2 separate regions of the Homo sapiens genome follow, and region 1 is linked to region 2. Evidence: chromatin contacts called from ENCODE Hi-C or POLR2A ChIA-PET data. All regions are on one chromosome and are shown on one strand. The core of a region is the stretch at or near the end of the contact, and the rest is flanking DNA. Distances in the headings are between cores, read along the strand shown.

Region 1 (4,724 bases), core at 1,490-3,989, 180 kb before region 2:
CTCCGCATCTCCAGGCCCTGCACACTGACTCACTGGGGGTGTTTCTTGTAGACGGAACCGTCGACCCCAATAGTAGAGCGCAGCCGCTCCTCGCCTTTGTTCTCCTTGATGCGCTGCAGCACGGCGGCCAGGGTGGCTGCGCACAGGCTGGCGGAGCGTGTGGACACGATCTGGCAGATCCGGTGAGTGGCCACGCAGTCCTCCTGAGTCGGGTCCAGGCCCAACCGCATCAGGACCTCACGGGCCTTCCGGATGCCATCCTTCTCCCTGGGAAACAGAAAGATAGCATGTGGGCCTGTGTCTGACCCACTGTGGCCAGTGTGTGTGTCGGGGGGTGGCAAGGAAGCCCTTTAGTTCCAGCAAATTCACCACCCAGTGGGGACAGAATCCCTCTTCATTGCTTAGTCCACCTGTGCAGGGGCAGGAGGAGGAGGAAGGGGGTGCAAAATATAGCACAGCCACCCTGAGGCTCCTCTCCCAGACACCACACACACACGCACACGCATGTGCGTGCGCACACACACACACACACACACACACAGAGACACACGGAGTTGAGAAACACAAGTATTTCTTATGCATGTGCTATGTAAAAACAAGGCCCTGTTCTTGGTGCTTTACCACCAAGTTGTGTGTGTGAGAGTTTGTGTTACATCTGCTTGTGTTAGGGGAGACAGACAGTGTCTCTGCTGTCAGCCACTCTCAACATGTGAACCCTGCGGTGATGCCCACCTGGTTTCTCTCTCTAAAGCAGTAGGAGTCTATTGCATTTCACCATGGACTTGGCACTGCTTTAGCTTGTGTCTAAAGATGGTTGGTAAGGGGCTAGTGCTATAACCTTAGCACCCTTCTCAAGGGAACTAAATCTTGCATCACCTTGGGGTACTTGCATCACCTTGGGGTATAGCAACAAGTAGGCCCCATTCCTTCAAGAGTTTCCCCTTAAAACAAAGTCATTGGCACTGTTCCACTGCTCCATTTGGCTCCAAAGACACCTCCTCTCCACCATCTGGTCCCTGAAACACCAGGACTTCTTCAATCTACAAGTGGAAATCTCAAGAACAGTAAACGAGGCCCGCCTGACTCTTGGGATATTGTTAACAACAACAAAAATCAAGCCATCCTCACTCTTGCCCCTGCTGGGCTGTGAAAATGCAGGCCCCAGCTCTGCTTATTAGAATTAATTGGGTAGCTATATCTCTGGCCAATTCAAAGACCTAGCTTTCTATTATGAAGCAGGGGTCATGACAGAGTCCTTTTTGAGAATTGCCAATAGGGAATCAGATGTCAGAGCTTCAGGAGAAGGAAAAGGAGGCAGATGCAGCTAAGTCTTTCGGGGGCCCTCTGGGGTCCTCCAGCTTTAAACCCAGTGCAACAGCCCAAGTCCCTGCATATGGAGGCCAACCACCGTTCCCAGTACCATGAGTCACTGGTAGCAATCACAATCGAAATCGACAAGAGTGGAGACTGGTAAGTGAAGTGAAGCCACAGGCCCGCCATGGTCCACGTCATGTGAGACCCTCTTGCAGTCTATACTTGAAGAGTCAAAAGGTACAGCCCCCTCCTCATTCCCCAACTACCCGTCAACTCGTGTGGTGATCCAGCAAATAGAGGGGGCTGGCCAGAAGCTCACCCTTCAATGTCTGAGATGTCTTTGGTCTCAAAGCGACCGGTGTTGAGAAGCTCTGGGCTGAGCTTCCCCCCAAAGAGCAGCTCCTCCTTGGCCATCTTCACCAGGATAAGCCTCACCAGCTCCCCCATGTACATCCCACTGATCATCTTCTCAAACCTGCCGGAAGACACAAACCAAAAACATAAAGTCCCCACTGCCCATGTACTCATAGCTTCCCTGTTGAAGCAAGATGCGCACACGTGCAACTTCACAACTAAGGGTTAATGTGTGCAGCACGGCCCAGGAGTAAGATACGTGGAGAGGTGACGGCTCAGAGGGGCTGGCTTGGGTTGTCCCTGCAGGCTGATGGGCCTTGACCTATGGAGAAGAATAAATGAAACTTAAGCAGCCAAATGAAACACACAGGGAGTATGGAACATTCTGGAACAGCCTGTATTTTAGGTAAAGTTATGCGTAGGGTGGTAATCTTTAAAATTCTTCTCTAGCCAGGAAATCATTTTTAAAATTAATATCTTACATAGCCCAATATTTATTTACAAGAGAAAAAAGGCGATCTGATTAGATATGTAGCACAGGCCTAGAAACTCATCAGCTCATACTGTCCACCCCTGCAAGCCGTTCATGGGCTCCAGAGAAAATGGTGTGAAAACCACCTGGGGCAGGGGATGATGGGGCAACATTATAAAGGCAGGTTGGGATAGAGGAATCTGCACTGGGCTCCGAGCTCTAAATGACAGGTCTCAGGGGTCTGGGAGTGAAACAGGCTTCTAAGCAGGCAGGTGACAAGATGTTTTAGAAAGGCAGGGGACGGCCCCCAAACCAGCAGTGCGGTCCGGTGATTTAATTTTAACACTAGGTGGCACTGTTTTCTTTCATAATTGGTCTTTCTGACTAGAACTGAGAGGAAACCAAGCCCTGGTGATAATTCTTTTTGACAAAAGGCCCATTTCTGGGTGTTTGAGAAAGAACCTGTGTCTTAGAGGAGGCACATGGGCCTGCTGCCACTAACTAGGATGAGCCCCAGCGAGGAGGAGGCCCAGGACTGAGATGTGGAAGGGATTCCAAGGTTACCTTTCCGAGAGGAAACCCAGGCCTCCAGGAAGCAGCCTGCTCAAGACCCAAGGCCGAGTACAGCAGCATCAGGGCTAACTGAGAGCTGGCAAAATTGTGAAGATGACAGCGCGCATTTTAAATGTTAGTGCACCCACACAGGCAGAGCTTCAGGAGAAGGAAACCAGCGTGGATGGGAGCCTGGCTTCAACAGTAAGGAACTCCGTGTTGCTAAGTTTTTATTCTAGTTTTTAAAAACACTTTGTTCCAGTCAACATTTGGAAGATACTTACTTGGAAATATATTAGAGGGGACAAAAATTGTCTGTAGTGACTTCAGGGCTACCATGGATGACAATTTGGTGGGTGTCAAAGGATAAGCCGGGGGTGTGCTGTCATGGTCTGGCTGGCAAATTTGTCTTTTGACATTTGAAAGGGCCTTTAGTTCCTCGGAATGACTTGGGTGTGCCTCATTCATGGAGGCAGGCACTGAGTGACTTTTCAGCTCATAAACCTCTCATCAGCCATGGCAGACACAACCAGTATGATCCTCAGAAATTTCAAGTAAAGGACTCATTTCAACATGTGAAACAAGCTTGTGACTTAGATAAATAAACCATGCTTTGACAAAGCAAGGACTCTCAGGCCGGGCGCGGTGGCTCACGCCTGTAATCCCAGCACTTTGGGAGGCCGAGGAGGGCGGACCGCCTGAGGTCGGGAGTTCGAGACCAGTCTGGCCAGCATGGTGAAACCCTGTCTCTAATAAAAATACAAAAATTAGCTGGGCGTGGTGGCAGGCGCCTGTAATCCCAGCTACTCAGGAAGCTGAGGTAGGAGAATCGCTTGAACCCGGGAGGCAGAGATTGCGGTGAGCCAAGATTGCGCCATTGCACACCAGCCTGGGCAACAGAGAGAGACTCTGTCTCAAAAAAAAAAAAAAAAAAACGAAAGCAAGGACTCTCCTGGGTTACCCACCACTGACTTGATTTATAGGGTTCAATTTTCCTGTCCAAGTAGAGATCTGCACGAAAAGCTTTTCTACAACAGTCACAAGACCAGAGATGATCTGTATTGCTCAAAATATTTTGCAACTGCTTCAGACCTTGAAGCAATCCCTGTTTCAAGATCTTTCACACGCACATTTGGCAAATGTTTGTGAGGGTGAAATAAGGTTTTGTAAGAGATAAAAGCAACTAAAAACAAAGGCAGGCCAGGCTGGAGAATACAATATTCAGGATCCAAAATGCTAGACGCCCCTCCTCCAATCCATCCCAGGACATAGTTGGGCCAAGGTCCAAGTGAAGGAGGCCAAGGAAGCTCCTCAGCCAATGTCTCCAGGGGCCATGGGTCTGCCTGCAGCTGCAGCAGGAGGCCCTGGGACCCCAGGGAGCAGCAATGAGCAGCCAGCTGTCAGCCTGTCCTCTGGGTGGTGATGGAGTTGGAGCTATGAAAGGAGCTTTCAGAGACCCCAATCTTGGCCACCTCAACACAACTTTCCTTAGGTGGCTCACAGTTCCCATGGACAATTTACAAATAGAAGGTGGAAAGAAAGAGCAGGGCCACCCACTTACACTCAGAATAGAACCTTCCAAAATGACTCCTGTGAAGGAAACACATTATTAGCTATAATCTGGTATATCCGCTTGCTCTCTGTTTTAGATCCTCTCAGCAATTTATAGTCACAGACATTCCTATGACCAGTGGCCACCTTGGCAAGCTTTGGGGATGTAAGACTGTAAAGAAACAACCCCCTGGCCCCGACCAGCCCCAGACTCAGCTCCAGGCCCCCGCCAAGCCCACTCGCACAGGAAGGGCCTACTCACAGTTGCTTTCCCGGGTTCAGTGAGCCCATGTCAATCTCCTGGTCAAACTCAGTGCGAATGTCGTTGAGCGAGCCATCGTCCCCGAAGGCCCCCCACTCCATATTGATACACATCCGCCCCTCATCGCCTTCCACCATGTCGATGTGGCGCATCTCTTCCATGTAGCAGGCGTTGCTGCCCGTGCCTGCCAAAACAAGGGACGGCTATGCACACGCCTGC
Region 2 (4,189 bases), core at 1,043-3,542:
AATAAGAATGCATTTTAATATTTTAATTTTTTCTTTCTTTTCTAAAAATATTTTTTATTTCCATAGGTTTTTGGGGAACAGGTGGTATTTGGTTACATGAGTAAGTTCTTTAGTGGTGATTTGTGAGATTTTGGTGCACCCATCACCTGAGCAGTGTACACTGAACCCAACTGGTAGTTTTTTTATCCCTCACCCCCTTCCCACATTTTTATATTTGATTGTATTTTCACAAAGAAACACTAGAAGGGTACAGAAGAAATTAATAAGAGAGGCAGGGCCGGGCGCGGTGGCTCATGCCTGTAATCCCAGCACTTTGGGAGGCCGAGGTGGGTGGATCACCTGAGGTCAGGAGTTTGAGACCAGCCTGGCCAACATGATGAAACCCCGTCTCTACTAAAAGTGCAAAAAAATTAGCTGGGCATGGTGGCAGGCACCTGTAGTCCCAGCTACTTGGGAGACTGAGGCATGAGGATCGCTTGAACCTGGGCGGTGGAGGTTGCAGTAAGCCAAGATCATACCACTGCACTCCAGCCTGGGCGAAAGAGTGAGACTCCGTCTCAATTAAAAAAAAAAAAAAAAAAAAAAAAGAGGCAGGAGAGATGTTTTTCAGTATACAAACTTTTATATATATATTTTTAATCATGAATATTTTAACTTTGCAAAAAAGAAATTAATAAAGATTTTTTCAAAATCACTTCAGAATGCCTTCTAAATGGGCAAAGAGTGCTGAACTAGGTGGCAGAGGTTCAGATTTGATTTTAGGTGGGGCCCTGGCTTCCCTGAATTTGCTCAGCTGTGAGACTAGGGTGGCCCTGTATGCTCTCAGTCCCTTACAGCCTTGCTCTTCTATAAATAAGGTATTTTCCTGGATCGCACCCTGTGTTGTATTACCACTCCCTTCTGTGCCCTTTCGTTGTACAGACAGTATCAAGTTTAATGAGTATGTTTGACACCAACTTCGGGAGAATTCCCAGCATCTCACAATTCATATCTGGTTACTTCCTGCTCTTGGATTATATTTGTCAATCGTCCATGCCATGTACTTCTCTCTTAGGCTTTATTCAGAGGCTTTTAAATTTGCACTTTAACTTGGATTAGTCCTTTTAGAAAGCAATTTGGTCATATAAAAGGTAACTCATTTACTCTTTTGAAAGAGTTTAATACAGCGTCCTGTTTCTTGGGGAATTACCCTCTATATGACAAAGTCCAGTTGTTTTATTCATTGATTTGGATTTACTTCTGTTGAGGGTTGTAGGGATGAGGGAGTAGGGATAACAGAAATCCATGGGTAGAGGATATGGAAAACAAGGTGAGCCAACTGCTCTGCTACATTTGGAGAGAAAAAGGCAAGGCTGAGGACGACAAAAGTCCAGACAGGGGAGTGCTCTGTGCAGAAAAGAAGCACTGTTGTGCTCTGAGGTTGTGCAAAGGAGATCATTGTGTGAGAAGCATGGAGACAGAGCCTGAAGGTTCAAGGAGGATAGAGGAGCTCTACGAGTATAAGACACCAGCTCTGCAATTGAGTCTGCTCCCAGCTACACGGGAGGCAACTCGACTCACATCTGGCTGAGTGTCTGATGCTGTTGTGGACAGTGTTGCTATAACCTGCTGAGACACGCAGAGATCCCAGCACAACAATTTTCCTCTTTTTATTCCTTAAAAACCATTTTAGTTCAAAAACAAAATTTCAAATAATAAAAAAAATTCTCCTCCCAGCTATCACAGTCCTCAGTATCTACTAAAAGGAGTTGAAAACATATCCACAAAAACACCTGCACATGTATGTTTATAACAGCTTCATTCATAATTGCCAAAACCTGGAAGCAACCAAGATGTCCTTTAGGAGGCGAGTGGATAAATAAACTGCAGCACATCCAGACAATAGAATATTATTCAGCACTAAAAAGAAACAGGCTACATTAACCAGTCAATGTACATATTGCTTGGCAAGACTAAGCTTCAGCTTGTCCAGCATAAGTCTTGACTTACACTTCTGTATTCCCTACAGCAACTAGCCTCATGCTTTCCACCTGAAAGATGTTCCACAAGTGTTTGTTAATTTTACCTGATTGGCATCAAAATGAAGATAGCAACACAGAGCTGTTATTTAAAAGAATAAGCCAGAAGCTGAATGGTATTGTTTTTAACTATTAGGACATGTCACCACGCATCAGTCTTTCCCAACTCATTGTTAGCTGGGAATGACTGGGAATAGGAACGCTGGGGGAAAAATCCTGGATGGGTGTGGCTAATAAAGAGGATATGGCTGTGGAGCAGATAGACTTGGCTTCAAACTCTGCATTTACTACTTCCTAGCTGGGGACCTTGAGCAAACTGAGCTCTGGGTTCCTCATTTTGTAAAAAGAGTTCAAAAGGGCTCTTGGTGTGGTTGAAATGAGAGTTCGAAATAATATACTCAGAGCACCTGCCAAGGTGTCTGGCCCCAAGCTGCTCAATGTCTAACAATGATTTCATCACCTTCCTTGCTTCCATCATGTGCTGGAAAATCTAAGTGCATTAAAAAAAATGAGAGACTGAAGGATGTGAATCGCTATGAGAAAGCATGAATATCAAGAAGAAAGCATAAAAGGTATGAAAGAAGCACGCACACACACATGCACACACACGTGCAGCAATTCCAGGCTCAACTGTCTTGTCTGCAGATGTTTTATCAAACATAGGAATATATTATAGCCAAGTTGTCTAAACTCTGTTTACCTGAGTCTATCAGAGTTTATCTGTTAGTAATCTATCTCTAAAAGGCTGAAAGCTTCCTGGTTCATTCTAACACAGCAGTCCCGTTTCTGAGAATTTACTTTAAAGTATATCCACACACCTACAAAATAATGGATTTATGGGGTTGCTTACTGCAGCAGAAGACTGGAAACACCTCAAATATCTATCACTACTGGGAACTGGTTGAATAAACAAACTATGACACAACCACACAAAGGAACACTGTAGCAATAAAAAAAAAATGAGGAAACACCCTATGAACTGATAGAGGACAATTTCCTTGATTTACAGTTAAAAAGAGCAGGTATAGCACAGGTTATAAAGCATGCTACCTTTTCTGAAATATTTTCAAGGCAACAACTTCACCTTCCCGATCTGCAAAACCACTAACACAGGGATGATCTTAGGAACCAACGTGGCTTCAGCACTAGGACATTCACAGGCTAAAGGAGAAAAACTATACCATCATCTTACTGGCTGCTTATGAAGATATTTGACATAATTCAACATCCATCCTATCCTCTTAAAAGAAAAATATAAAACCCTGTTAGTGTTAGAGGTAATGCAAAGACTCCCTCTGTATTACAAACCTATTAGAAACCAAGAGGAAGTGTGAAAAACAATGGTGAAATACTAAAGGCACTGCTATAAAATCAGGTTCAAGTCAAGAATGAGTTCTGTCTGGGCCAGTTCTGGAAGTTCCAGCCAACATGCTGAAATAAGAAAGAGAAGAAAGAAACAAATGTATTATTTTCAAATGATGTGATGTTAATCAATGGAAGGTTAGTTAAAATAAGAAATATCAAGCAACAGAATCCTATGCAGGATGATGATATAGAATAACATTTTATTGTGGAAAAGTACCCAAGATATAGTATCAAATGGAAGAAGCAGTTTACAAAATAGTATCATACTATGTTTATTGAAAATATCTATTTATATCCCTATGTTGAATATATACATAGAGAAAAGTCTGAAAGGAAATCCACCAAAATATATTTACAGATTGTATCTCTGGCCTATGGGTTTTGAAGTGATTCTTATTTTTATTTACTTTTCAGCATGTCCTAAATGCTTTATTACGAGCATATGTATGTAATTGTTTAGATAAATTTCTTTCACCCACAAATAAACACACTCGTGTGTGCACATGCAAAACTCATTTCAAGGTCAGTGAGATGAGCTGCATTTCTCTTAAAGTGGCTAGTGTTTGTGACCTAAGGCCACTTTCCAACTCACTCCCACCTTTGTGAAAAACCAAGCTGGTCTGCTCTGCCTGGTCCCTGCCCCTCTGAACAGAAGCCTCAGATCTGTGGGCTCCAAAAAAGCTTACTCTGGGTTTGATTTCCCAGGTGACCATGGCCCCTGTCCTCAGTACTCATACCCAGTCCTAGCCCTATCCTAGCTGTTTGCAAAGAACTCCCAGCCCTCTGAAGCCTGCCCACCTTGCCTG

The links. A loop is a pair of places that touch in the nucleus more often than their neighbours do. ChIA-PET counts read pairs that join two places held with the same protein, here RNA polymerase II (POLR2A). Pooled maps may share reads with other maps.
Region 1: a map of heart left ventricle shows a loop between it and region 2 (15-fold over the local background). The contact joins two enhancer-like sites. A Hi-C loop is called at or near these places in 87 of 168 maps with a recorded cell type or tissue (A673, B cell, CD14-positive monocyte and 53 more), 37 of 37 single-sample maps with no recorded cell type and 48 of 50 pooled maps. POLR2A ChIA-PET finds 5 or more read pairs at or near these places in 6 of 52 experiments (BJ, HepG2, MCF 10A and 3 more).

Annotation. Positions count from the first base shown.
Region 1 is chr2:74,874,231-74,878,954 of GRCh38, reverse strand. HK2 (hexokinase 2) reads right to left here. Exons shown (of 18, transcript NM_000189.5): 7 at 4,506-4,689; 8 at 1,634-1,789; 9 at 34-267. Among named protein-coding and RNA genes, the nearest start is that of LINC01291, 32 kb to the left of the region's middle. Within about 2 kb of position 2,739, at least 10 of the 41 ENCODE cell types and tissues checked have a DNase peak (open chromatin) inside an H3K27ac peak, as active enhancers do.
Region 2 is chr2:74,692,584-74,696,772 of GRCh38, reverse strand. It overlaps a transcript of SEMA4F not described here. Among named protein-coding and RNA genes, the nearest start is that of SEMA4F, 40 kb to the right of the region's middle. Within about 2 kb of position 2,292, at least 2 of the 41 ENCODE cell types and tissues checked have a DNase peak (open chromatin) inside an H3K27ac peak, as active enhancers do.